Regions from separate parts of the Mus musculus genome. Here regions 1, 2 and 4 are each linked to region 3. The links are chromatin loops, found by intact Hi-C in ENCODE. Cell type or tissue: left cerebral cortex. All regions are shown on one strand. Region 1 overlaps Grk3 (G protein-coupled receptor kinase 3). Region 2 overlaps Sgsm1 (small G protein signaling modulator 1). Region 3 holds the start of Ficd (FIC domain containing). Region 4 overlaps Sgsm1 (small G protein signaling modulator 1).

Region 1 (8,000 bases), 820 kb after region 3:
CCCAGTTTGTTTATTATTTATTTTAATCTAAACTACCCTCTTGTCCTTAGGGCTCCCTGCTTTTCCTCTGGGTCATAATTAAATGTGTGGGTTTTTTGTTTTTGTTTTTGTTTTTTGTTTTTGTTTTTAAACAAAGCCTGTGGAAATTGTCACACTGTAGTGGTTGACAGAGGAACCTGTCTTGCTACTGATACTCAAGTGTGCACATTGAAAGGCCCATTGGCTGACATTACAAACTGTCCATGTAAAACCAGCAATGAAGGATGGATGGTGACCTACAGGGGAAAGACACTGCAGGTTCACAAGCCCAGCCTTGATTGGCAGAGGCAGGAGGCTTATGAGTTTGAGGCTAGCCTGGCCTACATGGCAAGTCTCTGCCTCCAGAACACCAAGGGCTATGGCAGTAGCTCTGGGCCAAGGTCTTGCCTTACATCTCCAAGATTCTGGGTTTAATTCCCAGAGGGTGTGGACAGCGGGCAGCAGACTGTTAGCCAACTAATAAGATTTATCTCTAGTGGCCGCCTTGACCTTGGCTATGTGTCTGTGAGAAGCAGCTGTTCTGAGGCCCCACTAGCCAGGATTGTTCACCAGTGGTCAGTGTGACAGAGAGGCAGAGCAACTCGGTACAGGAACTCACCGTTTCAGTGGTAGGGTAAGGACAGAGGGAGAAGGCTTGGTTGGCTGATGGAAGCCACACACTTGGCATGATGACCCACCAAGGAGGGAATGAGGGGAGCTCAAGGGACACGCCCTCAGAATCCCCCAAGGATTTTTGCAAGACTTGCTTCGTTCCTGAGGCCGAGTTGCCCCGTCATGAAGGTGCCGCCACGTGTTCTTCTATGGACATTCCCAGGAAGGTCCCTCATCAGTGGTACATCCCCGGACACTGAGTCTGTCACCTGAGACTGTGGCTGTGTCGCCCAGGCAGTGTGAGGCTGTGACCTAGTCACTGTCCATGAATGGGCTGTGGAGGGGTGCGTGTCCAACTTAGATGTGGTGAACCTCAGAATGGCATCACCGCCTTCCTACATGTTTGATTCCACTTCTACTTGGAACTTCCATAATTTAAATTTAAAAAAAAAAATCGTTTCTCTTCCTAAGTGAGGTTTACTCGAAAGTCTCAATTGCTCACATTCATGTTAATAGGACCTCTTGCTTTAACTTCATTGGTTGGTTCAAGGCCTCTTTTCCTTTATTTGTTGCTATGGGAATGAAGAAGGATGAGCCCAAAGCCTCTTCTCCATTCTTGGTGGACATTAGCATTTTCTCTGTTGGTTGCTTTTGTCAACTTAGACAAATAAGAGAGAACGCAGCACAGCACCTCAGACTGGCAGCCCCAGGATTCAGGACACTGAGACAGGAGAATGATAAGTCCTGGGACGTCCTGGGCTACAGCTACAGGGGAAACCCTGCCTTAGGAACAAATCAACTAACAGACGGAGTTGTTTCCTGACACAGGTGTGAACACTCCTACAAGCCACCCGAAGGTGCCATGTTCCCAAAGTGGGAAACCACGCACTTTAAATGGCCTTCAATTGAAAAGCAGCCACAGAGACTTGGTTCGAAATGTTCGCCTTTCATGAAGGACAGAAGTCGTTACAGCTAATTCAAATCCATAGCGTAGAGTTAGGTCTCGGCTTCTAATAGTCTGAGTCCTTCCAGGAAACAGAAACCTATGCCATCCCTTTTTATTTTGCCCTAAATGTAAAACATCTTTGACAGCAGCTTGGGAGTGGAGCCATCATTCTGATTATCAACTGTGATTTTTTTTTCCCTCCATTTCCTTGGATTTTTCACCTGCCCTGTGGTTATATGTATTGTATGTGGTTTATAAATTCAACACTGGCTTTTTTTTAGTTCTGTTATTAAATTATATTTTTCTATGTTCTAAGTAATAGCAGATCTGGCTTCTTCTGGTAACAGAGATGGATGGACCTGTAACTAGGAGACAAGAGTTCTATTTTAGCACAAAAGCATTTTATATTATTTATTGAATCCGTATGTGCGTTCCCATGGAAACCATCTGTATTTCTGCTTCTTGTGATCTGTATAGTTTGTTATTTAAAGAGAGATGGCAGCCTTTTGTGTTGCTGAAACAATAAAACCAAGCTCCTACAAGCAGTGGCTTGAGGCTGACATCTCATTTCCCTGACGTGGACTCTTCCCCAACCGAGACACGCATGTGGGTTTTTTAAGGCATTGCAGGTGGGTTGCTGGAAATTGACCTCTTCTCCCTCGACAGCCATCAAGGGTGCTGCACCCCCAAGCACTTAGGAGAGTGACCTCCAGAGTTGGTCACTCAGGACGCTGCTCTAGTTTTTAAAGCCAGCCTTGTCCAGGGGGCCCTGTGAGCTGATCAAATAGAACCTTTCTCTAGCCAGCATGGCCTTGTGGGAACCAGGGCTGCTCAGCGAGCCTTGGCATTTTCCATCTATGCTATCCTCCTTCAGTCTTACTGGTCTTCACATCCAGTAACCATGCCAGCTCAGCCCTCTCCCCCTCTCTTTTATCCATGACAAACTGTGGTTTAAAACTACTCCGAGGAAAAGCTGATTTAAATGTGCCTTCTTACTCCTTTCTATTCAGAACAGTTTGGAAAGCTGGATCATAGTGGCAAACACTCACACCTGGGAATAACCCTCACTGGTGCTGGTTCTTATTTTAAGGGGACCCTCTAGGCTCCATTTATGCCAACAATGGTCAGCTGTGAGTGGGAAGTCCAAGGATCCAGTAGTTGCTCAGTCGCACGAGGCTGGGTGTTTCAGCTGGTCTTCTGTAGAAGTAGGTTCCGACAGATGTGCTGCTAGTAAGTGCACGCAGGGGAAGAAGAGCCAATCTTCCTTCTTCCAACGTCCTTATGTAGGTCTCCAGCAAAGGTGTGGCCCAGATTAAAGGTGTGTACCATCATGCCTGGATCTGGGACTTACTTTGTCCCAGGCTGACCTGGAACTCTGTCTCCTGGGATTAAAGACATGTAGTATCTTCCCTGGGCCTAAGCTTTTCATGGCCACTATGCCTCAAGATCTCCTTGCCAAGACCAGGACAGAGTTGGGCAGTGGTGGCACAAGCCTTTAATCTAAGCACTTGGGAGGCAGAGGCAGGCAGATTTCTGAGTTAGAGGCCAGCCTGGTCTACAGAGTGAGTTCCAGGACAGCCAGGGCTATACAGAGAAACCCTGTCTCGAAAAACCAAACCAAACCAAACCAAACCACCAACCAACCAACCAACCAAACAAACAAACAAACAAAAATGATTGGACAGAAATGTGTGTCTTTCAGCCTCAAGATCTGGATCACAGGTGAGCCCTCCAATTCTGGATTGTAGTTCATTCCAGATATAGTCAAGTTGACAACCATCAGTAGCCATTACAGCCCCCTGATAACATCTCAGGAGCAGTTGAAGCAGTTCCCACATGTAATCATATGTTACTCCAAGTCTCTGTTCATTGGTCCTGGGTAGCGTATCACAGTCAGTCTGTATTAATCATCATCAGCCCTGCATGTGATACTGATTGGTCCACATCACCAATCCCTGGCCCCGGGAGTGGTAGGTACCACAGTCATTCCATTCTGGAGCAGTCCGACTGGTTTTCTATGCTGGAAAACTGCTCATATCAACCCCAACTGACAAGGATAAAGAATGCCTAATCAGACATGCTGACCCTGTCTGCCATTGAAGACTGCACCAAGTTGCTACAGTATTGGTGACTCAATTTAAAGGATGCTGACTTTGGGTGAAATTGATATGGGATGATTCCGTGATACTGAAGGAGTGGACAGGCATGGCTGCTGATTCCGTTGGCCTCATAGTACAGCTGTTTGCCCAGGCTTCAGGGTTTTGGAGCCTCCCAAACCTTTCAAAATGGAGTCTAGGCCTATATGAAGAGATTCATCTTGCCTGCAGCATGTGGAAAACCACGGCACACACCCGAATCAGCTTACAAGATGACTTGGGTTCTCTTCCTGGATAGAGAACTCCTTCCTTGCATACTGCCCCTGCTCCACAGAGTTGTGCTGAGTGGCTCTTATGATGCACACCCCTTTAAGCCAGAGCTCCAAGCCTCAGCTGCTAGGATCTACAGTCAGGGGTCAGCTAGGTATTTCCTGTCTTTGAGCTGGACAGGAAAAGCCCTGTCTCTTGCTAATTAGGGAAGAAAGGAAGTCACCACTGGCCTGGCCACCACTGAGCCTCCCTGGAGTGTCTTAGTGCTGACTTTAAAACTTTTCAGCCAGTAGCTGGCAGGAGACCCTAGTCTGGTTTGTATAGCTGTCCTGTGGGCAGGAGGCACTGCCTTGTGTGAGCCTACATGTCTGTGACGAAAGCTGAAGAGCTCCTAGTCCTCTGGAATGCCACAGAAATCCCATCACCCCTTAGGTAATGACACGAAAGGGAACTGGCTTCCCTCCAAGGACACTCAACTCATCCCCAGCCAGTCACTTTAAATAACCTGGACCCGTATCACTTTGAATAACAGAGCTCTCTCTCTCTCTCTCTCTCTGTCTCTCTGTCTCTCTGTCTCTCTCTCTGTCTCTCTCTGTCTCTGTCTCTCTCTGTCTGTCTCTGTCTCTGTCTCTGTCTCTCTCTCTCTCTCTCTCTCTCTCTCTCTCTCTCTCTCTCTGTGTGTGTGTGTAATGTCTTGGACTAACTTGTTTTTACTATGGGAGAATTCATCTGTAGCATCTAGAGGATAGTTTTCATCAGGCTGTCTAGAGCCTAGAAGAATATCAATGTGGAGAGGCTTTCATAAGTTATCACCGCTTGGGATAGTGTACCCCACCATGGGGGTTCAAGTCTGGAAAACATGTACACATATCAAGCACAACTGTGGAGGGTCCGGTCACCCACAGCAGCGGTCATGTAACCTGAGCCGTTTGCTTTCCTCCAGCTGCCCAGTGTACATTATGGGTTACTCTCATGAGACCCAGGAACCTCTCACATGGCTGGACCAATAGGCTCCTCAGAGACTGCCTGGGGACACGCTCAAAAAGAAGCCTGCTCAGGTGGCCTTTGTTAGGAGAAGCAGGAAGTTGGCATGATGTCTCTTCCCCATTGTAGCCTTGGGTCAGCTGTCCCTTCAGCTCGCAACCTCACTCCTCTCTACATGGCTTCCCTGCCTTCCCCATTTCAGCCTGACTGGCTGGTCCTGCCTCCAACCCCTCAGCTTTCCACTCTTCTTGTCAGTTTCCAAAGTGCTTCTATGACTGTCTGTCCATAGACCCTTTAATCCTGTCTGCATGGTGAACAATTTGAGAACTCCTTCTGTTTAAGTTTCTGGTGTCATACCCAGGACACCCGTCCTAGTAGCTTCCTATTGCTGATAAACATCATGACTGAAAGCAGGCTGGGAAGGAGAGGGCTTATTTCTCAGGTCACAATGTATCACAGTGTGTCACAATGTATCACAATGTATCACTTAGGGCAGGAACCTGGATGCAGGAGCTGAAGCAAAGGCTATGGAGGAATCCTGTTTACTGGCTTGATATCCGTAGCTTTCTCAGCCTGCTTTCTTATACATCCAAGACCACCTGCCTAGGCATGGCACTGCCCACAATGGGCTGGGTCCTCCCATAACAATCACTAATCAAGAAAATGCCCCATATACTTGTCTATAGGCCAGTTTAAAGGGAACATTTTCTCAATTGTGGTTCCTTTTTCCTAGATGACTCTAGCACGTGTCAAGTTGACAAAACCCAACCAGCGAAAGGACCCTTTCTGCAAGGTGGGGCTCTGGTGAAGTAGAGATTTCTGGTTTTTGTTTATTTGTTTGGTTGGTTTTGGTTTTTCGAGACAGGGTTTCTCTTTATAGCCCTGGCTGTCCTGGAACTCACTCTGTAGACCAGGCTGGCCTTGAACTCAGAAATCTGCCTGCCTCTGCCTCCCAAGTGCTGGGATTAAAGGCATGCACCACCACGCCCTGCTGTTTTTTGTTTTTGAAGCTCAGTTGTACCGTGTTATGTTGTTTTGGAAGCTGCCTTGGGAGAGGATGTTTTGCTGGAGCAATGCTTGAGACGGTGCATGATGTTTGGAAAGAGTATAAGTGGAACCCCACAAACAGTGAGAGGAAGCGCTTGCCTTGGGACACAGTGGGACGCTTCGCTGGTCTTTGCTGGCCATGGAACGCTTCACTGGTCTCAACTTCTTAGCTGGTCTTCACTGGTCTTCACTTTGTAGAGAGAAACACATCAAAGAACTTCTTGTGGTATTCCAGCTAATTTTTGGTTTCTGCTGGATCAAACTGCTGCTAAAACTAATTTGTGTTTAGTCTGTTGTGGAGAGCCGTGCCACAAGCAATCACGTGCGTGCCATGAGCAATCGCCATCTTATAAGATAGCGCTGGCTTCCACTGCGCCTAACTAGTAAACAAGCCTTATGCGCAAGTGCAAGAGTGAACTCACTCCTATCACTGCCCATTCTCGGGGCGTAATAGTGGGGTGATGGGCGAGCAGTGAATCAGGAGCTGTCACGCCACATCAGGTGCTGAAATATCACGCTGCAGGCTATATAAGCAGCGCCATTTTCCCGGTTTGGGGGTCTTCCCTCCTGATAAGTAAGCAATAAAAGCTTTGCCGCAGAAGATTCCGGTTGTCCTGAGTGTGTTCTTGCCAGCGGGGACAAAAGCTCGGGCAATAAGTGGAACTACCATCACACTGGTGCAAGGGAGATCCCTTGTTCACGGGGCGGAACCAGAACTGCGGGACACATTACAGCTTTACGAGGTATGTCTGGCCTTGAACTTTCTCCAGTGTTAGAAGCCTTTTTGTTCTTTTTCACATGTCAACAAGTGGTTAAGGCAGGGCAGAGAATTCTGGACGAAATTCAAGACAGTCTATCAGAGGTTAAGCGGGGAGAGAGAGTAGGAGCAAAGAGGAAACATGGTGCACCAATTAAGCATACAGGCCTTTCCACAGGTCTTGAACCCGAGGAAAAGTCAATGTCAGGGAATAACACCTGGGGAGAGATTGGAAGGAAGGAGAAGGAAAAAGAAAAGAAAAAAGATCAATCAGTGAAGGTTTCTAGGAGAAGGAACTTATACCCGCCACTAGATGAGTTTAAGCGGCTAGCTCTTAGTAGCTCAGAATCAGATGAAGGACTTAGCTCCTCTGAAGAAATGGACTTGGAGGAGGAAGCAGTTCGTTATAAGGGAGAAAGGTACCAGCAAGATAAAAAGCGAGCTACTCAGTCCAGAAAAAGGCAAAAAGCGGCTGGCGAAAGCCAGCTTGCTGGTCGGCCTCCGGACTGTCGGCTTCAGGGTCCTAGTGCACCTCAGCCCTAGGTGCAGAGGTACCATTCAGAGCCTTATGTGCAGAGGTATTCAGAGCCTTATGTGCAGAGGTATCATTCAGATTCATTCATTCCAAAAGAGGAACAGAGAAAAGTGCAGCAAGCGTTCCCAATTTTTGAAGGATCTGAGGGAGGGTGTGTTCACGCTCCGGTAGAGTATATACAGATTAAGGAGCTTGCAGAAGCAGTTCGCAATTATGGAGTCAGCACTAATTTCACTATAGCACAACTCGAAAGGCTTGCGAATCACGCTATGACTCCTGGTGATTGGCAGACTGTAGTAAAAGCTGCAGCCCCCAGTATGGGAATGTATCTTGAGTGGAAAGTCTTGTGGCAGGACTCCTGCCAGACACAGGCAAGGGCCAATGCCACCATGGAAGGGGACCAAAGAACATGGACATTTGAATTGCTTACAGGTCAGGGACAGCATGCTGCTAACCAAACAAATTATCATTGGGGAGCATACGCTCAGATCTCAGCTGCTGCTGTTAAGGCATGGAAGGCACTCTCTAAGAAGGGAGAGGCAAGTGGACATTTGACCAAGACTACTCAAGGTACACAGGAGTCCTTCTCAGACTTTGTGGCCAGAATGACGGGGGCAGCAGGGAGGATATTTGGAGACCCAGAAGCAGCTATGCCTTTAATTGAACAATTGGTTTATGAACAAGCTACGCAGGAATGCAGATCAGCAATTACACCTAGAAAGAGTAAGGGGTTAC
Region 2 (8,000 bases), 460 kb after region 3:
ACTGTTTCGAAGGGTAGGGGGGAGAATGAATGTGTGTGATGGAGAAAGCCAGTGATTCCCAGCATCCAAGAGACTGAGGCAGGAGGGCTGTGGGTCCCAGGCTAGCCTGAGCTATATAATGAATAAGACCCTATCTTAAAAAAAAAAAAAAAAAAAGATGTGCTCACATGATTGAGAGGTTCAGGGAACACAGCTTTGAGCCTGGCTGGATCCCAACGCTCAGAACAGGAACAGCCCTCCTGATCTCCCGGTCTGTGGGCCGGGCCAGGGCCTTTATGGTGCTGTGTTCTTGGGCTGGCCCTCCTTGGTGGTGGCCAAGACTTCCAGCAGCCACTACTATGTATCCTGCTGGCTTAGGGGCAGGAAAAAACGAGCATGCTTCCAGGTAGATACAAGCACAGATCCCAGGGCTGATTCTCATTGGCCCAGGTTGGGTCACATGACTGCTTCTCTGCCAGCCAGCCGTCTCAGGTGATCGTCCAGGGCATCTAAGCCATGGAGACACAACGCTATGAATGGCTGATCCCCCCAACAGAAACCTGGGCTGTGACAGAGAAGGGGCATGGGGGTGGGGTGGGCACAGTGGCCTCCCTCTGTCCTGACAGTTGACTTCGATCTACTGTGTGGAGCGTGGATGGTTCCTTTGTAGAACATCTAAGCTGTGTGTGTCCCTCTGCTCCTCCCTTCTCCTGCAGGGCCCCACTGAAACTGCTGTGTGATAACATGAAGTACCAGATCCTCTCCAGAGCCTTCTATGGATGTGAGTGCACATCCCCCATCCTGCTGTTGTCTGCAAGAAGCATTTATCAAGTGCCTCGCGCCCCAGGCATGTTCCCAGTGCCCAGGGCAAAGCGGACGAAGGTGCTCGTGGCAGGCACTCCTTTGAGGGGACAGGACTAGCTTGGAAAGCAAGCAGAGTACTTGGTATCTCTCAGACATTCCCTTCTCCATCCATCAGGGATTCTGCCCACATCCGGCTTTAGTTGTTTCTATAGGAATGGGAGACAGGCCTAGGGTGAGCCCAGGAGTCCTTGGTTCCTCCTACTTCCCTGTCCCTTCCCTGCCCACAGCACATCTATTAAATGTGGTAGCTTCCAGCAGAGGAGAGTGGTGTCTGTCCAAAGACAAATCGTCCCTTAGGTTTAGTTGTCAGGACACCCAGTGACAGCATCCTCAACTTGGGTTCCTCCCCTGGAAAAGGGACAATGAGAATTTTCTGGGTTGAGAGTTCCTGAAGATAGAGGTGGGTAGCCCTGTGGAGCTTCCAGGAGAGACTTAGTGAAGTGTGGTGGGCAGAAGATGAAGCCTGCCTTCCCTCCCTGGCCAGGGCTCGCCTACTGCAGACACCTGTCCACCGTGAGGACCCACCTGTCAGCCCTGGTCAATCACATGATCGTGTCTCCAGACCTGCCCTGTGACGCTGGGCAAGGGTTGACAGCCAGCATCTGGGAAAAATACATCCAGGACAGCACGGTGAGCTGGGTTTGTTCATCAGAGGGCAGAACGGAGGGGTGCCATCTTGTCAGGTCAGACTCATGGGGACCCAGGTAGGTATGCCTCTCTGAACATGGCCTGCCAACTCCACAGCTGACTTGAGTCCCATCCAGATGAAAGGGTGAGGGAGTCAGGGAAAATGCATAGGTACAGTATCCCAGTGCCAAAACCAAAATCCAAAATTTCTAGAATTGAAACTCTGACATAAAACCCCAATGGAAAATCCCACACTTGACCTCACGTGACAGGTCACAAACATGCTATGCACTAAAAATACCATATATAGTGACCTGTGGGCTGTGTGAATAAGTGTATGTTAAATACATGGACTTAGAACAGACCCATACTTATATATATATATATATATATATATATATATATATATATATATATATATGCACACACACATACATACATACAAATATTCCAACTTGCAAGAAAATCTTAAGTCTGAAACCCTTCAGGGCCCAAGCATTGGGGACAAGGCTATTCAACTTTGAAGAGAAGAGAAGGGACAGCTAAGATGGACATGGTGGCACATACCTGTCATTGCAGTGTTCACAAAGCTGAGGCAAAGGGATTGTGGGTTTGAGGCGAGCCTAAGACACTTTGTGAGTTCCAGGATAGCCTCAGTTACGTAGCATAATGTTTTGATTAAGTCACTGATTATGTGTTGGACCAAGTTCATACCTACTTTGGGATGCATGTAGGCTGTGGCCTTGGCACCTGCTCTGACCCTGTCCATCTGACTCAGGCTACAGTCTGGGCACCTGCCCCAGCGCTGTCAGTCACCCTGCCTGTACCCTTGGTTTTGTTGCTGTATCTATAGCTACAAAGGTATGTGGATTTATATGCAACAAAGTTTCTCTCCTGTTGCTGTATCTATAGCTTCAAAGCTTTGTGGATTTATATGCAACAAAGTTTCTCTCCTGTTGCAGTTATAATCCCCCTCCCCCCAAGCAATTTAAAGGTGTAAGGGCTTATTTTAGCTCACAGTTAGTCAAGGTACAGGAGCATGGGACAGCTGGTCATCTCATCCACTGCTGTGAAGAAAGAGGGAAGTGGGGCACTGGTGGCACATGCCTTTAGTCCCAGCACCTGGGAGGCAGAGGCAGGCAGATTTCTGTGAGTTCAAGTCCAGCCTGTTCTACACAGTGAGTTCTGAGACAGCCAGAGCGACAAAGGGAGACCCTGTCTCAAAAACAAACAAACAAACAAACAAAAAGACATAGAAGTTATATATCATATACTTCATCAGGATTTTTAATCAATACATCTACAAATACACAGAGATATTTATGCCTGTGTATTATTATATAGATCTTATATATTTCTGTGTTTATTATATATACACAGAGTTTCTAAACTTATGTATCATGTCTTTGGTCTCTTGTTTATAGCTATAGAGTGATAGGAATATATTTGTATCCACCTCATCTATATTTCTTTTTAATTTTTATTTTAAAAACATTTATTTTATTTTATTTATTTTTTGGTTTTTTGAGACAGGGTTTCTCTGTGTAGCCCTGGCTGTCCTGGAACTCACTTTGTAGACCAGGCTGGCCTTGAACTCAGAAATCCGCCTGCCTCTGCCTCCTGTGTGCTGGGATTAAAGGCGTGCGCCTCCTGGCTTCCTTTTTGCTCTTTTTAAAAAGAATTCTTTTCCGGTAGTGCAGCGGCAGCACTAGCGCACGCCCTTCTATACCCCTGGCATTTTGATTTTTCGAATGAGTTCCTAGAAGTTGATTGTAGTGTAATAAAACCTGAAATAGATAAGCCAGAGTACTCTCTCTGCCTCCCACGGGCACAGCGTGAGCCTGCTAGTTCATGGGGAGCTACAGGCCCAACTGGCTTCTAGGCTCTGCTCCAGATCTGCATCTCTGGGAGAAGAGCCCACGTCTGTTTCTGAAGTCCCCGGAGTGCTTCCGTGATCCAGTTTGGGAGATACCAGTTTAAGGTCAAATTGGGTGAAACAGTGGATGAGCCAGAATTACTTGATGAACACTCCCTCCCCCGTCTGGTGTAGTCCTTTCTTAAGGCTTAGCTGCCTTCTTGTGCTGTACACTGAATCCCAGAAACTGTCCCCGCTGCCTTGTTGCCTGGAAACACTGGGTTTATTTCTCACTGGTGAGCTGTGTCAGTGGCATCCCCTTCCACTTCATGGTCCCTTGAGAAGCCGGAGAGAACCTACCAACTTCCTCCTAGTCCCAGACCTGCAAATAGTATCCATTACTTCTCACACCCAACTGGCCAAAAAAAAAAACGGTCATGTGACCACACGTGAATGCAAAGGAGTCTGGGAAATGTAGTCCCGTGGCTCCAGGAGTCCTGGAAATAGCTTTTCTATTTTTAATATCATCTCCTCTCTTGTCACTCCAGCAAATAATTGTAGCTATGGCATTTACAAGAAACAGGACCCAAGATCATAAACAAAACAGGAAATGTTAAAATTTAACATAGCATTGTCTTACAGTTCAGGGACTGGAGAGATGGCTCAGTGGTTAAGAGCGCTTGCTTTTCCCAACACCCACATCAGACAATTCACCGTAGCATGCGACTCCAGTTCCAGGGCATCTCCTACCATCATTTGGCCTCTGAAGGGATCAGGCATACACATAGTATCATATCAAATAAATACACATACATACATATGTTATAATGCATATATGTAACACACGTTATACATACATGTAACATACATACATTATACATGCATACATACATTATACATACATATATGCATACATAGGTCTAAGTTTTGTATCTATAAAGTAAAAATATGTCAAATCAACAACTTAACCTTCTATCATAGGAACCGGAAGTGGTGCGTGGGGCAGCATACTGAACCTGAAGCAGACAGACAGGAGGAAAGATAGTGATCAGAAAAGAATTAGAACACACAGAGAATGGAGATAAGAAACTCAAAGCTGGCTCTTAGGGAAGGCCAGCAAAGCTGGGAAACCCCTTATTAGAAGCACAGGTGTGTAGAGGGTACACAGGTGACCAGTCAGAAGCCAATGAGGGGACACCACTACAGACTCCACAGGCAAAGGAATGGATTGGACATGTGAACGCCATAGAAATGTATGTACCAGCAAACTGACAACAGAACTCACAAACCCCTAGAGACTCACACTAAAAAAGGAATTAGAAACTTCAGAGGAGTCATTTTATAACTCATAAATTAAAGCCAAGGAGGCTAGAGAGATGGCTCAGTGGTTAAAAGCACTGGCTGCTCTATCAGAGGACCTGGGTTCAATGCTGGCTCACAGCCTGCTGTAACTCCAGCTCCAGGGGCCTCGGCTCCCTCTTCTGGCCTCTGTGGGCACTGCAGGCACATGGTGCAGAACACTCGTGCACATAAAATAAAAACCAAGGGAAACAGTGGACATCCAAGTGACTCCAGAGAGCGCCCTCCCCCCAACCCCTTGAAGAAAGGAAGTCTTTCTGATGAGGACTTTGCATTTGTGCCACAGCCAGGTTTTCTGATTTCTAAAGACTCTGACATTATCTACCTAAGTGGTCAGAGTTCCCATGGCAACCCAAGGAAGGCTATACTGTAGCTGCGGCTTCGCCCGGTGGATTTTCTTGAAGCAACAAAGCTAAGCCCGAACTAGAGAAAGCCCTAAGCTACCCTGCTGTGCCGAACACTGGGTGTCAGAAGAAGCTTCTGAAAATGCTCACTTTGAATTCTTTTGCTTTAGAGTCATTTTCTTCATGCTGACTAGAGATGAGATTGCATTTGTTAATTAAATGGGATTGCTAGTACATTAGGCACAGCCTTGGGCACATGCTCCCCCCCCAATTATCCCCCTCTAATCCTCTCCCTCCCTCCCTTTTCTCTCCTCTTCTTCCTCTCCCTTCTTCCTCTTCTCCCTCTTAACTCACCTATTCTTTTTTGTTTTGTTGTTGTTGTTGTTTTTACCTCATCATGAGATAAGGTCTCATGTAGCCCAGGCTAGCCTCAAACTCTCTGTGTAGTTAGGGATGACCTTGACCTGCGCTGAGTGCTTGAATTGCAGCATGGTCCTTCACACCTGCTATCCTATATCATCCCTGGTCACATCTTTATCTTTTTCCCCACTTCACACTTTGCCCCCCCCCCACCACCACCACACACACACATCAGTCCTCACACCTGAGCCGGTCGCCCTTACAACTCCCTGTGTGGTTCCCTAGGAAGTAATGTCTCTCTCTCTCTCTCTCTCTCTCTCTCTCTCTCTCTCTCTCTCACACACACACACACACACACACACACAGATGTAGTTGGGTGGGTTGGGTTGTTAGCTCCTCGTGTGATATCAGAGTTAATTACAGGTCCCTGTAGTATGTTCTCTCTCTGTTACTGTAACAAGTTCCCAGACCCAGAAGCTTATAAAGAAAAGATGTTTATCATGGCTCTCATTGTGGAGATCAGAAGGCCCTGTGGCTGTGGTCCTTCGGCAACACAGGACAAATTGGCAGGAAAACATGGCAAAAGAGCAAAACAGAAAGGCTTACTGTGGGGCTGAGCCACCATCCTCCACTGTGACCTAAACCTATGTGGGCTTCTCCTCTGCAGAGCCCCACCAGCTTCCAATAGTACCAAACTAGGGATCAAGTCATTAACACAAGCATTTTGGGGGAATGTTCCAGACACAAAAGTTATGGCTTTGCTCATTCATGACTCACAGGCCACTCTGGCTTCCTGTTGACCAGACCTTTTGCCCTCTGACCCCTCCCCCATAGACCTACCCGGAGCAGGAGCTGCTGCGTCTCATCTACTATGGAGGTGTCCAGCCTGAGATCCGCAGGGCAGTGTGGCCCTTCCTCCTCGGCCACTACCAGTTTGGGATGACAGAGATGGAGAGGAAAGAGGTTAGTTACCTGTAAGGACAATGAAAGTTCCAGGGTGCTGTGGAGCTGAGAACTAGACAGCTGGGTGCTGTGAGGCTGGGAACTGTGCCCTTGGGTACTGTGTAGCCAGGCACCATGCAGCTGGTATTATGAAGATGGGTACTGGACAGCTGGACACTGTGCAGCTGGGTGCTGTGCAGCTGTGCACTATACAGCTGGGCTCTGTGCACCTGGGTACTGGGGAGTTGAGCACTGTATACCTGGGCACTGTGTAGCTAGCTACTGTGCACCTGTGCACTATGTACCTGGGTACTGGGCAGCTGTATACTGTGCAGCTGGGCACTGGGGAGCTGGATCCTATGCACCTGGATACTGGGCAGCTGGGCCCTGTGCACCTGGGTACTGGGCAGCTGAGCTCTGGGTACAGTAGAGCCCTGGTTGCCTGTTACAGTCTTGTTGGTGAGTGACACAGTGAAGAAACAGGAACATGGAGGAAAAAAGCTATTTGGTGGAAATACAACATGAGAGAATTTTCAAACAAGCCGACCTCCTGTTTTGAGGTCATGTAGACTCCCGTGCCTTGTAGGAAGCATTGCAGAGACCTGTGTGACCTTTACTCAGTTTCCCTATGGTGACCTCCAACAGAACTGTGATGTCCTATGCTGTCATAGTTCACTGATGCTGGTACAGCATCCCACCCCACTCAGGCTCCTCCATCCTCCTGTGTGTGTGTGTATGTGTGTGTGTCTCCACATATGCATGCTGGTGTTTGTGTACATGTATACACACTGGTATGTGTGTCTGTGTGTATACAACGGTGTGTATGTACTTATTTTCTTATGTATCAAGACTTGTGCATTGCTGGTGCCTTAAGAATCCTCACCTTGGTCAGGTGTTGTTGTGTCTGGCCAGTAGATCACAACCTGGGTTCTAGCCTGGAAAGGCATTTTGGAAACCTGGAAGAGAAGAGGGGCTAGGTGGCGAGAGAAAGAAATGTAGCTAAGACAGGCATTCTGATCAAAGCTCAATTTTACTGTTCTGCACGCAGATATAAAGCAGGGGAAGGGGCCCGATTCCTGCCAATTAATCTTGGGGTCCAATAGCAGGGTGAACAGCAAAGCGGCAGGTTCCAGCAGTGGGCATGGCAGAACGATTGAGGCTGCAAGCTCCACCCCTGAGCAAGCAGGTTTCAGGCTGGGGGAGGGAGACTACAAGGTGTGATGGCACACACCTTTTATCCCAGCACTCTGGAAGCAGAGGCAGGTGGAGCTTTGTGAGTTCATGGCCAGCCTAGTCCACAAAGTGAGTCCAGGACAGCCAGGCTGTTACAGAAAGAAAGTGTATCTCGACAAACCATAAAAGAAACAAACAAAAAGAATCCTCACTGGTCCCTCTGTAGCCACGCCCACCTCCATCCTGCCATCATCCCCCGGGTTCCTCCTCCCGTCTTCCATTTCCAGAATCTTCTCACATCTAGAATGTTGTATAAACAGAGTTCTGTAGTGTGGAAACTTTGGGTATTGACTTTTAAATTCAGTACAATCTCTAGATCCATCCAAATTGTTCTACTGCTGCCTGTTTCCTTTTAGTGAGTTAACACTTACCCTGGGCATACACCAAGGTTTTGCTGATAGGTAGCTGGGCGATGCTATGAACCTTTATTTATTTAC
Region 3 (8,000 bases):
ACACTGCGCTGCCGGCCAGCCTTGCACGCTGTCAGCCCCCTTGCGAAGAGCGAGCAAGCTACCTGTAGCTCCCGGTTTACAGATGAGGGATGACGCCGTTCTGACAGGCGGCGCCGGAGCTCCGGGGCCTGACCCGCCACGTCATCACTTCGCGCGGCCTGTGCAGCGGCTCGAGCCCAGCAGACTTCGGCTTACTCCCGAAGCGGGGGGTGGGGTGGGGGGTGGAATGAGGCTGCCGCGAGCTCCCGCTACGAACCGGCCCAGGGCTCGTGCCCGCCTCCAGCATCCAAACCCGCGCGGCCGTTCCCCGCAGCCGCGGTCGCAGGCCCCGCCCCCACCACCTCGCCCCGCTCCCGTCGCCTCGCCATTGGACGGACGGCCGCCCTTGCCGCGGCGGATTGGCTGTCTCGACTTGTCCATCCGCCGCGCTTCCGGGTTCTAGAGCTAGCTAGAGCATCCCCCCGGGAAAGGCGCGCCGTGTGCCGCTTCCATTGGCTGTCGCTTGTGTGCATGGGGCGGGGTCGAGGCCACCGGCTAGGGCGAGCATTTGCGTCCTGTTTTCCCGTCCCAGCATCTGCTACCTTCCTGGGCCTCCACCTAGGCTCTGTGTGCTTCAGTTTCTCTGGTGTGCAATGGCAGTAGCCACATCACCAAACGTTTCCCACTTCTTAGTCCCGGTTTCACCGTTTGTCCCTTTTCTTTACCCCCTTTCTTGTCCTCTCTAATCTACTTTTGTTTTTGAGATGGCTTCGCACCGTGTAGACCAGGCCTGGCTAGGAATTAATTCACGGTGTAGCCCAGGTTGGTCGGGACTTACTGTGTAGCCCGAGCTGGCTTAGTATTCAACCCGGGTCATTTTGAGCCAACATGCCCTCCTGACCTTTTTTAGTTTGCATTCTCTGGAGCGGCTGGCTATGGCTTTTTGTTTACCAAATTAAGTTTTCTTTGGTGCAGAGGGCAGGGCTCCCATCTCAACCCACAAATATTGAACCGGAAGCTCCCAGGGCCTGCTTTGAGAGGTTACTGGGCACACTCTGGAGTCAGACGGCCCACAGATTCAGATTTTTGCCCTCAGTCTCTTGTGATCTTGGATCAGTTTTCTCAACGGCAGAATGGGACAACAGCTCACATCTCTTAATTAAAAAAAAAAAAAAAAGTTCGTGTGCGCGCACGTGCACAGAGATCAGTTTGCAAACCTGGGCTTTCTCCTTCTACCATATGGGTTTGTGGATTGAACGCAGGTCACCAAGTTTGGCTCCTACCTGCCTTAGCCCTCAGGTTCTGGATTTGGGACTCTTTTCATGGAGCCACACAGCCCTGGGTTCGCATCCCAGCTCTGCCACTAGCAGACTGACTTGGTGGTGTCAATCTACTTTACTGATCTGTCACCTGCAGGTAGCTTAAATTGGTCTGGGACTCACTGTATAGGCCAGGCTAGCCCCAACCTCCCGCCTCTGCCTCTGCCTTCTGAGTGCTGGGATTAGAGGCATATACCACCAAATCCGGTTTCAGCCTGCTTTCTTATAGAACCCCCTGACCAGCCCAGGGATGGCTCCACCCACAATGGGCGGGGCCTTCCCCCATCAATCATTAATTAAGAAAATGCCCTACAGTTGGATCTTATGGAAACATTGTTCTCAATTGAAGTTCCTTTCCCTCCAGATAACGCTAGTGCGGTGATTCTCAACCTGTGGGCCATGACCCCACAGGGCTCTCATATTAGCTATTTACATTACATTACGATTCATCACAGTAGCAAGCGTATGGCTATGAAGTAGTAATGAAATAATTTTATAGTTGGGGGTCACCACAGCATGAGGAAACTATGTTTAAATATAATTTTATAATGTAGTATGTTAGTCAGGGTTCTCTAGAGTCACAGAACTTTTCGGTAGTCTCTATATAGTAAGGGAATTTGTTATGATGACTTACAGTCTGTAGCCCAACTCTCCAACAATAGTCAGCTGTGAGTGGGAAGTCCAAGGATCCGGTAGTTGCTCAGTTGCACGAGGCTGGGTGTTTTCAGCTGGTCTTCTGTAGAAGTAGGTTCCAACAGATGTGCCAGCAAGTAAGTGCACGCAGGGGAAGAAGAGCGAATCTTCCTTCTTCCAATGTCCTTATGTAGGTCTCCAGCAAAGGTGTGGCCCAGATTAAAGGTGTGTACCGCCACGCCTGGATCTGGGACTTGCTTTGGCCCAGGCTGACTTTGAACTCAGAGATCTCCTTGCCTCAGTCTCCTGGGATTAAAGGCCTTGCCTGGGCCCAAGCTTTTTTTTTTTTTTTTTTTTTTTTCTTTCTTTCTTTCTTTCTTTCTTTCTTTCTTTCTTTCTTTCTTTCTTTCTTTCTTCCTTCCTTCCTTCCTTCCTTCCTTCCTTTCTTTCTTTCCTTTTCTTTTTTCTTTTTTTGGCTTTTGGAGACAGGGTTTCTCTGTACAGCCCTGGCTGTCCTGGAACTCACTTTGTAGACCAGGTTGGCCTCGAATTCAGAAATCTGCTTGCCTCTGCCTCCCGAGTGCTGGGATTAAAGGCGTGCGCCACCATGCCTGGCCCTCTTTTTTAAGATTCATTTATTTATCTTATGTATATGAGTACACTGTTGCTGTCTTCAGACACACCCAGAAGAAGGCATCAGATCTCATTACAGATGGTTGTGAGCCATCATGTGGTCGCTGGAATTGAAGTCAGGACCTCTGGAAGATCGGTCAGTGCTCTTAACCGCTGAGCCATCTCTCCAGCCCCAGAGCCTAAGCTTTTCATGGCCACTATGCCTCAAGATTGCCACCCCAAGATCTAGAAACTTGTGTCTCCCAGTCTCAAGATTCGGATAACAGGTGAGCCCTCCAATTCTGGATTGTAGTTCATTCCAGATATAATCAAGTTGACAACCAGGAATAGTCATTACTTGTAGTGATTGCATTAGGGAGGTTGAGAACCACTGCTCTAGCCTGTGTCAGGACGGCACAGCACAGGCCCGCACAGAGGATCTTATGTTTAACCCTTGATCAAGGGTCTTCAATGTTCTCTGAGCAATCTCTAAGATGTCATTCAGACACCCTAAGTGGTCATTTCATTGTAAAAGCCTTTCACAGAGGAGGCAACCAGTGTGTGAAGGTGGAGTTGCTGTCACAGAAGACAAGGGGATCTCAGGCTAGACTGATGGCCATTCACACACAGGGCCACTACCCCGGGCAAGTCACTTACCCTCTGAAGTTTTTGGCACTCAGACATAAAATTGCCATGTGTAGGGCCCTCCTCTCTCCAAGGCTTCCTGGGAGGCTAACATAAACAGTCTCTAACAGACTTGGGCAAATCCAGAAGGTCTAAGGGCCCTGCCGATGAATGGGAGACACTGGGGAGGGGAGGGGACTGCGGGCTACCAGAGAGCACAGGGCTTCCTTTGCAGCTGAGGTCTAGCCCACAGCTCTTATGCTGGGTTAAGTCTGACCGGTGACTGTGACCACGCCCCCTAACCCCCAGCCCCAGTTCTCAAAAGCATCATCTGTCCTGGATTGTTTGGTGACGTTTTCAACATTTTTAACAGTCGGCATGTCTGTGAGCCAGGTTGTAATCTGCAAGAAGCTGATCTTGGAGTCCTCAGGAGTGTCGGGAGGAGGGTGAGGGGGAATAGAATCAACATATATTGTGTGGGAAATGAAAAATGTAACAATGTTACAACTACAAAACCCAAACAACAAAACCTGCAGGGGAGAGAGACTGAGCGCTGGGTGTTAGGGCTGTGTGGCCACCAGGAGGCGGTAGCTCCTTTGGAATGGCCTTGTCAGGAGAAGCTGTGTGTTGGGTGTACAAAATATGGCCCCTGAAGTAATCCTGAAAAGTTGGCTTTCTCTATCCGAAGCATTCTGTATTAGGTAGAACTGCCTCCATGAGGCACACAGGAGTAGGAGGGTTTTTTTCTTTTTAAATCGCTCATCTTAACTCATGACAAAGAATTTAGAAAAATGGCTGTGTGAAAAATATATCCATTATGAAAACCCAAACCAAACACGAGCCTCTGTGTTTCTGAATGTCTGCCATATTTTTCTAGTTGAGATAGATGTCTTGGTTCCAAAGGACAGACCAGGCTGAGACAGCCAGTATACATCATTTTAAAGAGGGGGAATGGTTGGAGAGATGGCTCAATGGTTAGGAGCACCGACTACTCTTCCAGAGGTCCTGAGTTCAATTCCCAGCAACCACAGATGGTTGTGAGGCACCATGTGGTTGCTGGGAATTGAACCCAGAACCTGGAAGAGCAGTCAGCACTCTTAACCTCTGAGCCATCTCTATAGCTTTGAATAAATCTTTTTTTTTTTTTTTTCTTTTTTCTTTTGGTTTTTCAAGACAGGGTTTCTCTGTATTGCTCTGGCTGTCCTGGAACTCATTTTGTAGACCAGGCTGGCCTTGAACTCAGAAATTCACCTGCCTCTGCCTCCCAAGTGCTGGGATTAAAGGTGTGCGCCACCACGCCTGGCTTGAATAAATCTTAAAAAAAAAAAAAATGGACCGTTGGCAATGGTGGTATCTCTTAAGATTAGTGAAGCTGTGTTGTGCCCTTCAGTGTCTGAAGGCTTCTCTGAGGCTTGGAGACCTCTTTGCAAGGCCTCCTGTACTCAGACTTGCAGGTCCACTGTGCAGGGTGCTTGAGTATTTTCAAGCAGGAAGCTGGGACACTCCCAGGCTGAACGGCTCCAGAGTGGACATCAGCCAGGAGTGGCGTGGTGGCGCATGTCTTTAATCCCACCATCGGGGAGGCAGACACAGCCAAATCTCTGCCTCCAGAGTATATTTTGGGCAGTGCCTTTTATGATTTGTCTTTGGAAGCCACATGCCCTCTGTCGCCTTTGCGCTTGGTATGTGGGAGAGTTCCCTGTGAGACTTGTCATGAGGGAAGGGTATGAAGACCATCTTCTATCTTGAAGCCTCTGACCGGTCACTTGGCCTTTCCCTCATCAGGCCCAGCAGTAATTCTGCTGAGTGGTCCGGTCTCCTTGATCCAGACCAGGAGCTTCTGAATGCGCAGCCAACTCCTCTAGTCACCGTCTCCCCGAGCTGTGCATGAGCCCTCCCCAGCTGAAGGACTCTTAAATGGTCAGAAAAGCCTAAAGATGCAGTGTGGATTCAGAGACTGCCTCAGGCGCTCAGTGTACTCTCAGCCTCACCAAGGCGTGACTAGTACTCTCTCCTCCTCCGGCTTTGGAACCATAAATCAGGATGCAGTGGGGCCCCAGAGGAGCCACCCCCATAATCTCCAGACCCTCTGCTTCATCTGCTCAAGGTGACCAGGGCAGGTCAGAGGGGATACATACCTCCCTGACCCCTTGATTCATCCAGATACCCAAAAGCTCTGTAGGTGGAAGTGTTGTGTTGTCATAGTAACAGGAGCCATGGAAATGAGCACAGGCTCCTGCTGGCCAGGGAAGCCAAGCTCTTAATACTCTATGCTTCTCTTTGAGAGAGCATTTTCGTGGGGCAGGGTGGGGGTGGCTTTGGTCAGACATCCAAAGGCTTTATGTCAGGAGCTGAGGAAATGCTCTTTAATTACTGAATACATGAGCTCAACCCTAATCAGAGAGGTTGGCGGCATCTGGGGGTTCTTAGAGGGAACCAGATGTAAGTTGAGTGCCTAGGCAACCTGTTCTTCTCAAGCTAACACCTCTGGGCTGGGATCCGTGGCTAAAGCGCCTGCTGCACAAGCACATGTCACCCCGGTGTCTGCAAGCTCAGCACACCAGCGTGGGGGCAGGAGGCTCACGGACCAGCAAGACTGAAATGCAGAGCAGAGAACAGGAGACCCTGCGTCAAACAAGATGGGAGACAAGGACTGACACCCAAGCAGGTTCTCTGACACCCTCATGGTGCATGTCCTTCCTCCCTGTCCTGGCTGGTGTCTGTCAACTTGACACAGGCAGGTACAGTCATCTCAGAGGAGGGAGCCATGGTTAAGAAAATGCCTCCATTGGATCAGGCTGTAGACAAGTCTGTAAGGCATTTTCTTTTTTTTTTTTTTCTTTCTTTCTTTCTTTCTTTTTTTCTTTCTTTCTTTTTTTTTTTTTTTTTTTTTTGGTTTGGTTTTTCGAGATAGGGTTTCTCTGTATAGCCTTGGCTGTCCTGGAACTCACTTTGTAGACCAGGCTGGCCTCGAACTCAGAAATCCGCCTGCCTCTGCCTCCCAAGTGCTGGGATTAAAGGCGTGTGCTACCACGCCTGGCTTGGCATTTTCTTAATTAATAATTTTGTAGGGAATGCTCCTGCCCATTGTGGGTGGAGCATCCTGGGCTGGTGGCACTAAGTTCTATTAGAAAGCAGGCTGAGCAAGTCATGGGGAGCAAGCCAGTAAGCAGCACCCCTCCATGGCCTCTGCATCAGCTCCTGCCTCCAGGTTCCTGCCCTGCTTGAGTTCTTTCTTTCTTTCTTTCTTTCTTTCTTTCTTTCTTTCTTTCTTTCTTTCTTTCTTTCTTCCTTCCTTCCTTCCTTCCTTCCTTCCTTTCTTTCTTTCTTTCTTTCTTTCTTTCTTTCTTTCTTTTTCTTCTTCTTCTTCCTCTTCCTCATCCTCATCTTCCTCATCTTCCTCCTCTTCCTCTTCTTCCTCTTCCTCTTCTTCTTTTAAAGATTTATTTATTTTATGTATATGAGTACAGTGTAGCTCTACAAATGGTTGTGAGCCTTCATGGTGGGAATTGAATTTAGGACCTCTGCTCCCTCCAGTCAGCCCTGATCACTCTGGTCAGCCCCGCTCGCTCCAGCCCAAAGATTATAAATGAGTACACTGTAGCTGTCTTCAGACGCACCAGAAGAGGGCATCAGATCTCATTAAGGATGTTTGTGAGCCACCAAGTGGTTGCTGGGATTTGAACTCAGGACTTTCAGAAGAGCAGTCAGTGCTCTTACTTACTGAGCCACCTCACCAGCCTGGCTGAGGCATTTAATAGTAACAAATTAGTCTCAGAATCGCCATTCCAGGAGCAGGGGCTGGGAAGGAAAAAACAAAACAAAACAAAGGGATTTCTGCTTTTATAAACTCATTCTGTGTAACTGAGCATGACTTTGAGCTTCTGATCCTTCTACTCCCACCTCTGGAGCGCTGGGTTGGAGATGGATACCACCATGCCCAGTTTATGCAGTGCAGGGGATTGTCCATGGGATGCCATGCACACTGTGCAAGAACTGTACCATGGCACTGTACTCCTCCATCCCAACCCACAGCGTCCCCTCTAGACTGACTCAGTCTCTGTCTCTCTGTTCCATTTCTGGTTGTACCATACGAGGGTGGCACAGATCCACGCTATGTACTGGTGAGTTAGGAAGGCTGACATTCCATAAGTGAACGAGATGATGCCGAAGGAGGGACCAAGACAATCAAAAGTGATAAGGTGGTGGCAGGGTAGAAGGCCTTGGACGAAGGGCCATTTTATACTGGTGTTTACAGTGGGGAAAGGGGTTGAGGAAGCAGGGTTGAGAGGAAGGAGAAGGCCTCTCGAGGCACACGCAAAGGCTTACAAGAGGAAAGAGCCTGCCGCACCAAGGGACTGACTCAGGGTGGGATTTGAATTCTCCACGTGGAGAAGGGCGTGGATGGGGAAGAATGAGCCAGGCAGGGCTTCAGCAGTCCTGCAAGCCGCAGTGAAGAATTAGGTCTTATTCTAAGGCCGACGGGAAGCCACTGGGGTTAAAGGTAAATTGGTTCCATGTGCATCTGAGAAGGCTGCTATCCTTGAGCGAGAGAGGATGTCTGGGAATGGAGGGGTGGGTAGGTCGATGAGAGAGCTGCCAATGCAAGTGCGGCAACAGCCGAGAAGCCAAATGGGTCAATAAGGGGATCTGCAAAGGACCCATAGCAGGTTACCTTGGTAACCATGGCCAGATGGACCCCAGGAGGTGATGTCATCGGAACCCTGGTCCCAGAGATGCCTGGCAGAAAGAACCAGGTTGTTTCCGAGTATCATGAGCATATGGCAGACCCAGATTTCAGCCTTGCCATGCCAAGAGCAAAGCTCGGCCTTC
Region 4 (8,000 bases), 450 kb after region 3:
GAGAACACTTCTGGGCTGCGATAGGGGGCGGCAGAGCCGGGAGCTGTTCAGAGGGCTGGTGCTGACGAGGGAGGGTGGGCTGCGGCTGACCTGTTACCTTGGAGCACTTAGTGCTGAGTGACTGAGTGCAGGTGGTGCTCTGTCCTGTCTGAGCCTCCTGGGAGCAAGCTGCAGGAAGAAGCGGAGGCAGCAGGGTTCGGGGGCACCCCTGTCAGGCAGCTAGCTGTGCGGTGTGCCGAAAAAAACGCAGAATGGCGACCCTCTGCGTGGGGATCCAGGATGTGGCTACTCTGGGCCCCTGTTAGAGGTCCTGGGATGGATTTCTGGGACAGGCCTTTGGATCACCTTGTGTGACCTCAGTCTCAAGGTGGGGAAACTGAGGCCCAGAGAGACAGGCTTTGTTGGAATCCCACAATGCCTCTGGGCAGAGTAGGATGCAAGCCCAGGGAAGTCAGAGAGCATTCCAGCCCCTGAGGTAAGTACTGTTTCCAAGGCCAGCTGTCCTTTCCCTGAGAGACCTTGTCTGTCTCCCTGGAGTTATTCAGCATAGTGCACCCCAAGCCGGGATTCCATCTCTGTCCATTCCATCTCTCCCTCCCTGGCAGGTGGATTCTCCTGAGCCTCTGTTTCCCAAAGCTCACCCACAAACCTGCTGGATCCCACATGGGGACTTGAACCCGGGGCTTCCTGGATCCCATCATTGACTGTCCCCATGCCACCCACTGAATTCCTGTATCTTCAGACTCACACAGTGTCTTAGTCAGGGTTTCTATTCCTGCACAAGCGTCATGACCAAGAAGCAAGTTGGGGAGGAAAGGGTTTATTCAGCTTACATTTTCATCACTAAAGGAAGTCGAGACTGGAACTCAAGCAGGTCAGGAAGCAGATGCTGATGCAGAGGCCATGGAGGGATGTTCTTTACTGGCTTGCCTCCCCTGGCTTGCTCAGCCTGCTCTCTTATAGAACCCAAGACTACCACCCCAGAGATGGTACCACCCACAAGGGGCCTTTCCCCCTTGATCACTACTTGAGAAAATGCCTTACAGTTGGATCTCATGGAGGCATTTCCTCAACTGAAGCTCCTTTCTCTATGATAACTTCAGCTGTGTCAAGCTGACACAAAACTAGCCAGTACACACAGCTACTATGTGCCCACAGGACCTTTACCAAGCACACAGTAAGGCAAAGGACAGGATGGGGGGGGTGTGTGACACTTATATTCTGGAGGGGAGACAGAGACAGGATGCTGCAGGAATCAGAGCACAGGATCTCTGACGGACAAGGGAAGGGAACAATTCTGGCAATGCTGTGCAGGGCATTTTGTGTGAGTTCTGGAAGAGGTGACAGACCTCCATGCAAATTAAGCAAAATGGGCAGTGTGTGCCTGTTGGCCCCAGATCTACTTCAGACCAAGAGGCTGTAGAAGGAAGAAGGGTTGTCCAAATACCCCAGACAACCTTCAGACACTCTGGTGCTGAACTCACAGTCTCCAGGTGCAGCAACCCATCCAATCAGCCCCTCCCACTCCCGTGTGCCCCTCAGGTGAAGCAGATCATGGAAGAAGCCGTTACCAGAAAGTTCGTCCACGAGGACAGCAGCCACATCATCTCCTTCTGTGGTGAGTGGTGACCGCCTTGGCAGAGGCAGTGGGGGGCAGCTTCCTGGCTGGGCTGCAGCAGAGGAGGTGTACCTGTGAGCCAGCTCTTGCATCACACCGGGCTTTGTGACTCTGGAGTTATTTCGGGATCCCGAGGGCATTCTGCAGGAGGAAGTGGATTTGGAAAAAGCAGAACTGTGAGGGGGCTGACGGTGGGGCGGTTGCTTCTTGTGTCCCGCGGAGGGCTTGCTTTATCCTGACTCATCCCGCCGGCTGAGGCACAGCCATCTCCTCCCTCTGTGTCTGCCAGGCTGGGTAAAGGATGGAGAGAGAGGGGTCTGAGGGCTGGAAATGCAGCTCAATTGGTAGAACACTTGCCTCAAACACTCAGCATTCCAGATTCCATCCACAGCTAGGCACAGTGGCGCATGCCCGTCTCCCTAGCACTCCAGTGGTGGAGGCAGGAGGATCACAAGTTGAAGGTCATCCTCCGCCAATGTATTGGTTCCTGGCTACACGTGGAGCGTGCGGGGTAGGGTGGGGGCGAAACCTCATCCCTTGTAGTAGGCAGACCAGGGTTCATGTCCTCCCTTGGCCCCATCCCACCGAGTGCACGTCCTAGTCTGCTTTATACTGTGGTGATAAACACCAAAAGTTACTTGCGGGAGCTATTTCAGCTTGGATCAGGGCAGAAACCCATGTAGGGCAGAAACTCACACAGAACAGGAACCTTGGAGGCAGGAGCTGATGCAGAAGTCATGGAGGGGTGCTGCTTTCTGGCTTGCTCCCCATGGTTTGCTCAGCCTGCTTTCTTATAGAACCCAGGACCACCAGCCCAGGGATGGCTCCACCCACAATGGGCGGGGCCCTGCCCCATCAATCACTAATGAGGAAATGCTCCACAGGGTTCCCTGAAGCCTGGTCTTGTGCAGGTGTTTTCTCAATTGAACTTTTCTCCTGTCAGATGATTCTAGTTGTGTCAAGTTGACACAAAATGTAGCTTGGACAATGGTGACAGATGAGTGTAGCGAGGGCGCGAGTGAGGGTGATGGTGATAACGGAGGAGATGATGGTGATAGTGGAGGTGATGGTGGAGATGATGGTGAGGGAGATGATGGTGACAACGGAGATGATGGTTATGGTGGAGATGATGGTGAGTGAGATGGCAATCGTGACAATGACAACAGCTGCCGATGGTGACCCATAGGTCACTCAGTGTGCGCACTCTTACGAGGGAAGGTTAAAGCAAAAAGAGAGGGAGTGATGGACCACAGCCACACGGCAGGCTGATGGCTGACAGGATGCACAGAGATGACCGACCTTGGTCCCCGTGCACGTGCTCATTAATCGCCAACCTCTCGACTCCTTTGGCACACGGGTATGGGATTCTCTGCACTGTCGGTGCTGGCGACTGTGCACAAGAGACAAGACGGCTACCGACCACTGTGTCCCCGCAGCGGCCGTGGAGGCCTGCGTGCTGCACGGGCTGCGGCGGAGGGCGGCCGGCTTCCTGCGAAGCAACAAGATCGCGGCGCTCTTCATGAAGGTGGGCAAAGGCTTCCCTCCGGCCGAGGAGCTGAGCCGCAAGGTCCAGGAACTGGAGCAACTCATTGAGAGCGCGTGAGTGTGCGTGGGGCGCGGCTGGGTCGAGCCTAGAGGGCGTGAGTGTGCGTGGGGGCGCGGCTGGGACGAGCCTGGAAGGCGTGAGTGTGAGTGGGGGGCGGTTGGGGCGAGCCTAGAGGGAAATGCTTGGTCCCCTTAGCCAGGCGAAAGCCACACCTCCTGCCTCTCCCTCTCTCCCTCCTCTTCCCTTCCCCCTCCCCGTCCTCCTTCCCTGCCCCCTCCCTGTCCCCTCCCCCCCCCCCTTTTCCTCTCTGTCTCTCCTGAGTGTATTCTCTCCTACCACCGGTCTTAAAGGCGAAACCAGATCCAGGGCCTGCAAGAGAACGTGCGGAAGCTGCCGAAGCTGCCTAACCTGTCCCCGCTGGCCATCAAGCACCTGTGGATCCGCACCGCCCTGTTCGAGAGGGTCCTGGACAAAATCGTCCACTACCTGGTGGAAAACAGCAGGTGAGAGACCGACGCTTGCACTCTGCCGCCACCCGCTGGCCATTCTGGGAACCGCACCCTCGAGAATAAACTGGTTTGTGTCCCCCCCACCCCCCCAACTCCTTTGAGGTTTGAAAGGCTTAAACAAAAGCTGTCTGTATGTTTGACCCCGAGCTACCTATCCTGAAAGCGGGAGAGGATTCGGGTGCTGAAGAGCAATGTGCAAACAGGGGCTTCACATTTAAGTCAAGATGGAGGAGGGATCTTGGAATCCATCCTTCTGCAATCTCCTCTACTTGATAGCTGTTTGAAGGCAGGACAGTCAGTCTCCCTCTCTGTGCCTTGGTGATCTCTCTGGCTAAAGAGCACGGAGTGCTTTACAGAGAAGAAGTAGAGATGAATCTAGCGGGCCACGACTTGTTGAAATACACAATGAGGCTAACCCTTCCAGAGTAATTTGATGTCAGTGTTTTACAGTATGAGACTTCCCGACCAGTTCTCATCCTGATAACCCCTCAGCATCATTGTAAGCTACCATGTGGGTTCTAGGAATCGAACCCGGGGCCTCTATGAGAGCAGTGGGCACGCAACTGTGGAGCCCTCCCTCCAGCCTGATCTAACGTTTACATCTCTATGTTGATATTTATGTGTCAGATGAGTTTTCAAGGAACTGGAAAATCACTCCACCGTATCGCTTGCCAACAAGCGCATTCCCAAACTTTCAGCATGAACATTGTGATGATGACATCACACCTCTATCAGGGCCAAATTTCAGGGACTTGGGGCTGGCATTTGTTTTGACCTGACAGGGTGGGGGAGTCTGTGAGAGCAGCCTTTGGGTCTACACCACAGCTAGACAGCGTTTTCTTGCCTTGGTAACAAGACAGCGTCGCCTGAGAGCCTGAGATTCTTTTGCTCTCCTAAAGGCCTCGCGGCTGTGTGGCGAGCTGGCGCCGGTGAGTTCCAGGCCAGGCATTTTTCATCAATTGTCTGAGATACAGTTATTTTTGCAGCTGAGGCTCTCAGCTGGGCTAGCCTAGTCCGCCCCGTGTGCCCTCTGGTGTTCGCCATGCAAACCTGCATGTCCTTTCCTCCCAATAGTAAATACTACGAGAAGGAGGCACTCTTGATGGACCCGGTGGACGGACCCATCCTGGCCTCTTTGTTGGGTAAGAGGTCGGGTGCGGATTGCATTTGGTCCTTTGTTCTTGGGGCTCAGGACCTGTCTCTTCTGAAGTGTCTTCTTGCTGGACTCTGGGGCATCCTCACTGCCTGGAGGGAAGTGGAGTGCTCTGAGGGAGACCATTCTGAGGCAGTTGGGGTGGGGGCACTCTTGGGGATGCCAGGTTCCCAGCCCTGTATGCTCCACAGTGGGGCCATGTGCCCTGGAGTATACCAAGATGAAGACTGCAGATCACTTCTGGACTGACCCCTCAGCCGACGAGCTGGTCCAGAGACACCGGATCCACAGCTCACATCTGAGACAGGACTCGCCCACCAAGCGGCCAGCGCTCTGTGTGAGATGGGTGGGCAGTGTGATGGTCTCTGGTAGGGTCTGGACTTGGCTTCGGGGCAGGCAGGGAACAGGGTGGGAGTCCTGACTGTGGTCACTGCCTCATACCTCCCTCTGTCTCTCTGTCTCTGTCTCTCTCTGTCTCTCCCCCCACCCTTGTGCTGATACCAGATCCAGAAGAGGCATTCCAGTGGCAGCATGGACGACCGGCCATCTATCTCTGCCCGGGACTATGTAGAATCTCTGCACCAGAACTCCAGGGCCACCCTGCTCTATGGAAAGAACAATGTTCTGGTTCAGCCAGTGAGTTCCGCTGTGCCTAGGTCATGTTCCTAGGGTTTGAGTACAGGTTATGGGGGCTGGGTGGTCCATTTATTCATCAATTCACCCACCTCTTTATTAATGTACCTATACACCCGTCTGTTTACTCATATATTCACCAACAACTCCATCTATACATCAATTCATGTATCAATATAGCCATCCGCTCATCCAGCCACCTCTGCGTTGCTTCATTGTCCCAGCAGTGTCTGCATCCACCAACCCATGCATTCACCCATCCATTCATCCACCCATCTACCCACCCATCCACCCACCCACCTACCTATCCATCCACCCACCTACCTATCCATCCATCTACCCATCCACCCACCCACCCATCCATCCACTCACCCATCCACCCACCCATCCACCCATTCATCCATCCATCTACCCACCCACCCATCCATCCATCCATCCATCATCTATCTACTTACACATACATACACACATGCATACATACACACACACACACACACACACACACACACACACACACACATCTCTATAAGGGCACATGGCAGTATCTCTAGCTAGCTGCCTTGCCCTTCAGCTCTTCCATTCCCTTCATCCTTGTTGATTTTATTTGTGTGTATAGCTATTCACTTTCTGTCCACCCACCTGGCTGTCCACTTTTTTTTTTTTTTGTCTGTTCCTACATCCCCATCCCCAGGCCATCTGCCTGGCTATGTACTCTTGCTGCCGCTCAGCAAACATTTACCCAGATGCTCTGTGTGACGGAGGTGTGGTCTTATAAAGGTGATCCTCTTCCTTGATAACACCTGTCCAGTACTCGTTGTGACGTGCCTTGGACTGCAATATGTAGAAATGGCAACGCAGAAGCCCAAACAAGGCACAGGATTGTGATTTGCTTTCACAACAGCTGCTCCTGTGAATGGTTGCCTTCTGTGCCCCAGTGGCTGGCTGGGCACAGGTGGAGCGTGAGACCTGAGCAGTGCCTGCCCTGAGGGAGGCTGTCCTTTTCTGTCTTCTGTCATTGGGTCACAGTCAGTGTGGTGTTGTGGTGCAGCTGGAAGGAAGAAGGAAGCAGTCCTAGCTCTGTGGTCACAGCCTTAACAGTTGGGTGATCACATGTCGTTTTGCCCTGTGGGCTGTCATATCTGCATCCCAGGGGGTACAAGGCTCTAATATCTTAGATTTAGGAAGTAATGAACTTAAGATGTACTCAGTTTTCAAGTGACCAACTGGAAGCTTCAAATGCTAAGAACAAGGGTAGAGGACTTAGCATGTTCAAGGTTCCATCCACAGCAGAGACAGAGAGAGGGAGGGAGGGAGGGAGGGAGGGAGGGGGAGAGGGAGGGAGGGAGGGAGGGAGGGAGAGAGAGAGAGAGAGAGAGAGAGGGAGAGAGAGAGAGAGAGAGAGAGAGAGAGAGAGAGAGAGAGAATGAATATGAATCATCAAGACATTGAAACAGGACCATGCCAGGCTCTGGCAGCAGAAGTGAGTGGTTGCCCTAAACCACATATGGCTCACAAAACCCAAAGTACTTCCTGTCAGTCCCTTGACACAAAAAGTTCGGTGACCTCTCTGACCCAGAAGTTCTGTGAAGTACAGACTGTTCACTGTCATCTCCAGCAATGGTCCAAAGGCCCACGGAGCATGGTGTCTCTGCTTTCCAAGGGGATCTGGGACTGGGTGACCTGGAGAGATGAGTAATGGGCTGTCACCCTGTTCTCGAGTCCAAGTCACAATAGCTTTGTCTTTCAAAGCTGAATCATAAGCTCCTCTCGCATGTCCTCCCTGCAAAATAACAGCCTTGCCCAAGCTCAATCGAGGGAGTGATTGACTTAGCTCGTGTGCAATAGGGTCATCAACAGCCACTTCACAGCTGAGAGATGCCACGGGTGACCAGACATCCTCAAGTCAGGAATGGATAAGGCTGCAGCTCAGGCAGGAGTGGGCAGGGTGTCCTTCCCAGAAGAGAGACGGGGACATTTTCTTGCCTGCCCAGTGACCTCAGATAATGGGAAGAGGATGAGAGGTTCCATGCACAGATTCTGGGCAGACAGAGGTTCAGGCTGCTGGAAGAATGGTGGGTGGGGCTTGGGGAGAGGGATTCTGGGTAATATCTACAGGATGGACTGCAGGTGGTTTCTCTGCTCGCTGGGCTTATGCCAAAAACAACCCAACCCTTTGATTCTGCTTCTGCATCCTTGAGGCAGGCTCAGGCCTGTGTCCACCAGAGCCCAGCAACATGACCAGGCCTGAGATCTCTTCTCTCTGCAGAGGGATGACATGGAGGCCGTGCCAGGGTACCTGTCTCTGCACCAGACAGCGGATGTCATGACCTTGAAGTGGACACCCAATCAGCTGATGAACGGGTCTGTGGGGGATCTGGACTACGAGAAGAGGTAAGAGTTGAACTTCAGTTGGATGTGCCCCAAGACCTTCTACTCATCTAAACACGGAGATGCTCTCTTCAGAGCCAGACAGGCCTGCCTGTTGTGTGAACTGGTTGTTATGGTGACCTGGCCCAGCCTCCCTGCTGCTGTAGCTTCAGA

What was found. Hi-C counts contacts between places; a loop is a spot of excess contacts. Peaks named below come from ENCODE experiments on the same cell type or tissue, not always from the same donor. Only the 100,000 strongest peaks of a DNase experiment are listed, where the experiment ranks them.
Region 1: a loop joins it to region 3, with 7 times the contacts of the local background. A loop is called at or near these places in 4 of 42 quality-filtered maps.
Region 2: a loop joins it to region 3, with 3 times the contacts of the local background. A loop is called at or near these places in 3 of 42 quality-filtered maps.
Region 4: it touches region 3 in a loop (2.3-fold over the local background); 3 of 42 quality-filtered maps call a loop at or near these places.

What each region holds. Positions count from the first base shown.
Region 1 is chr5:112,904,602-112,912,601 of GRCm38, reverse strand. It overlaps Grk3 (G protein-coupled receptor kinase 3), which reads left to right. Exons shown (of 21, transcript NM_177078.4): 21 at 1-2,124. Among named protein-coding and RNA genes, the nearest start is that of Myo18b, 12 kb to the right of the region's middle. In left cerebral cortex, no CTCF peak of the experiment used is centred here; DNase peaks (open chromatin) are centred at 1,479, 2,122, 2,464 and 4,145; H3K27ac peaks cover 1,325 bases.
Region 2 is chr5:113,267,052-113,275,051 of GRCm38, reverse strand. Sgsm1 (small G protein signaling modulator 1) reads left to right here. Exons shown (of 25, transcript NM_172718.3): 14 at 696-760; 15 at 1,328-1,473; 16 at 6,223-6,351. Among named protein-coding and RNA genes, the nearest start is that of Sgsm1, 40 kb to the left of the region's middle. In left cerebral cortex, CTCF peaks have their summits at 3,117 and 4,813 (motif pointing left); a DNase peak (open chromatin) is centred at 3,370.
Region 3 is chr5:113,728,112-113,736,111 of GRCm38, reverse strand. It overlaps Ficd (FIC domain containing), which reads right to left and starts at 330. Exons shown (of 3, transcript NM_001010825.3): 1 at 63-330. In left cerebral cortex, CTCF peaks have their summits at 3,728 (motif pointing right) and 6,777 (motif pointing right); DNase peaks (open chromatin) are centred at 4,769, 5,186, 5,346, 5,652 and 3 more places; H3K4me3 peaks cover 942 bases; H3K27ac peaks cover 2,194 bases.
Region 4 is chr5:113,282,442-113,290,441 of GRCm38, reverse strand. Sgsm1 (small G protein signaling modulator 1) reads left to right here. Exons shown (of 25, transcript NM_172718.3): 3 at 1,543-1,618; 4 at 3,055-3,217; 5 at 3,515-3,667; 6 at 4,748-4,815; 7 at 5,018-5,163; 8 at 5,331-5,462; 9 at 7,726-7,850. Among named protein-coding and RNA genes, the nearest start is that of Sgsm1, 24 kb to the left of the region's middle. In left cerebral cortex, CTCF peaks have their summits at 3,683 (motif pointing left) and 4,717 (motif pointing left); DNase peaks (open chromatin) are centred at 737, 1,772, 3,696 and 4,373; H3K27ac peaks cover 1,831 bases.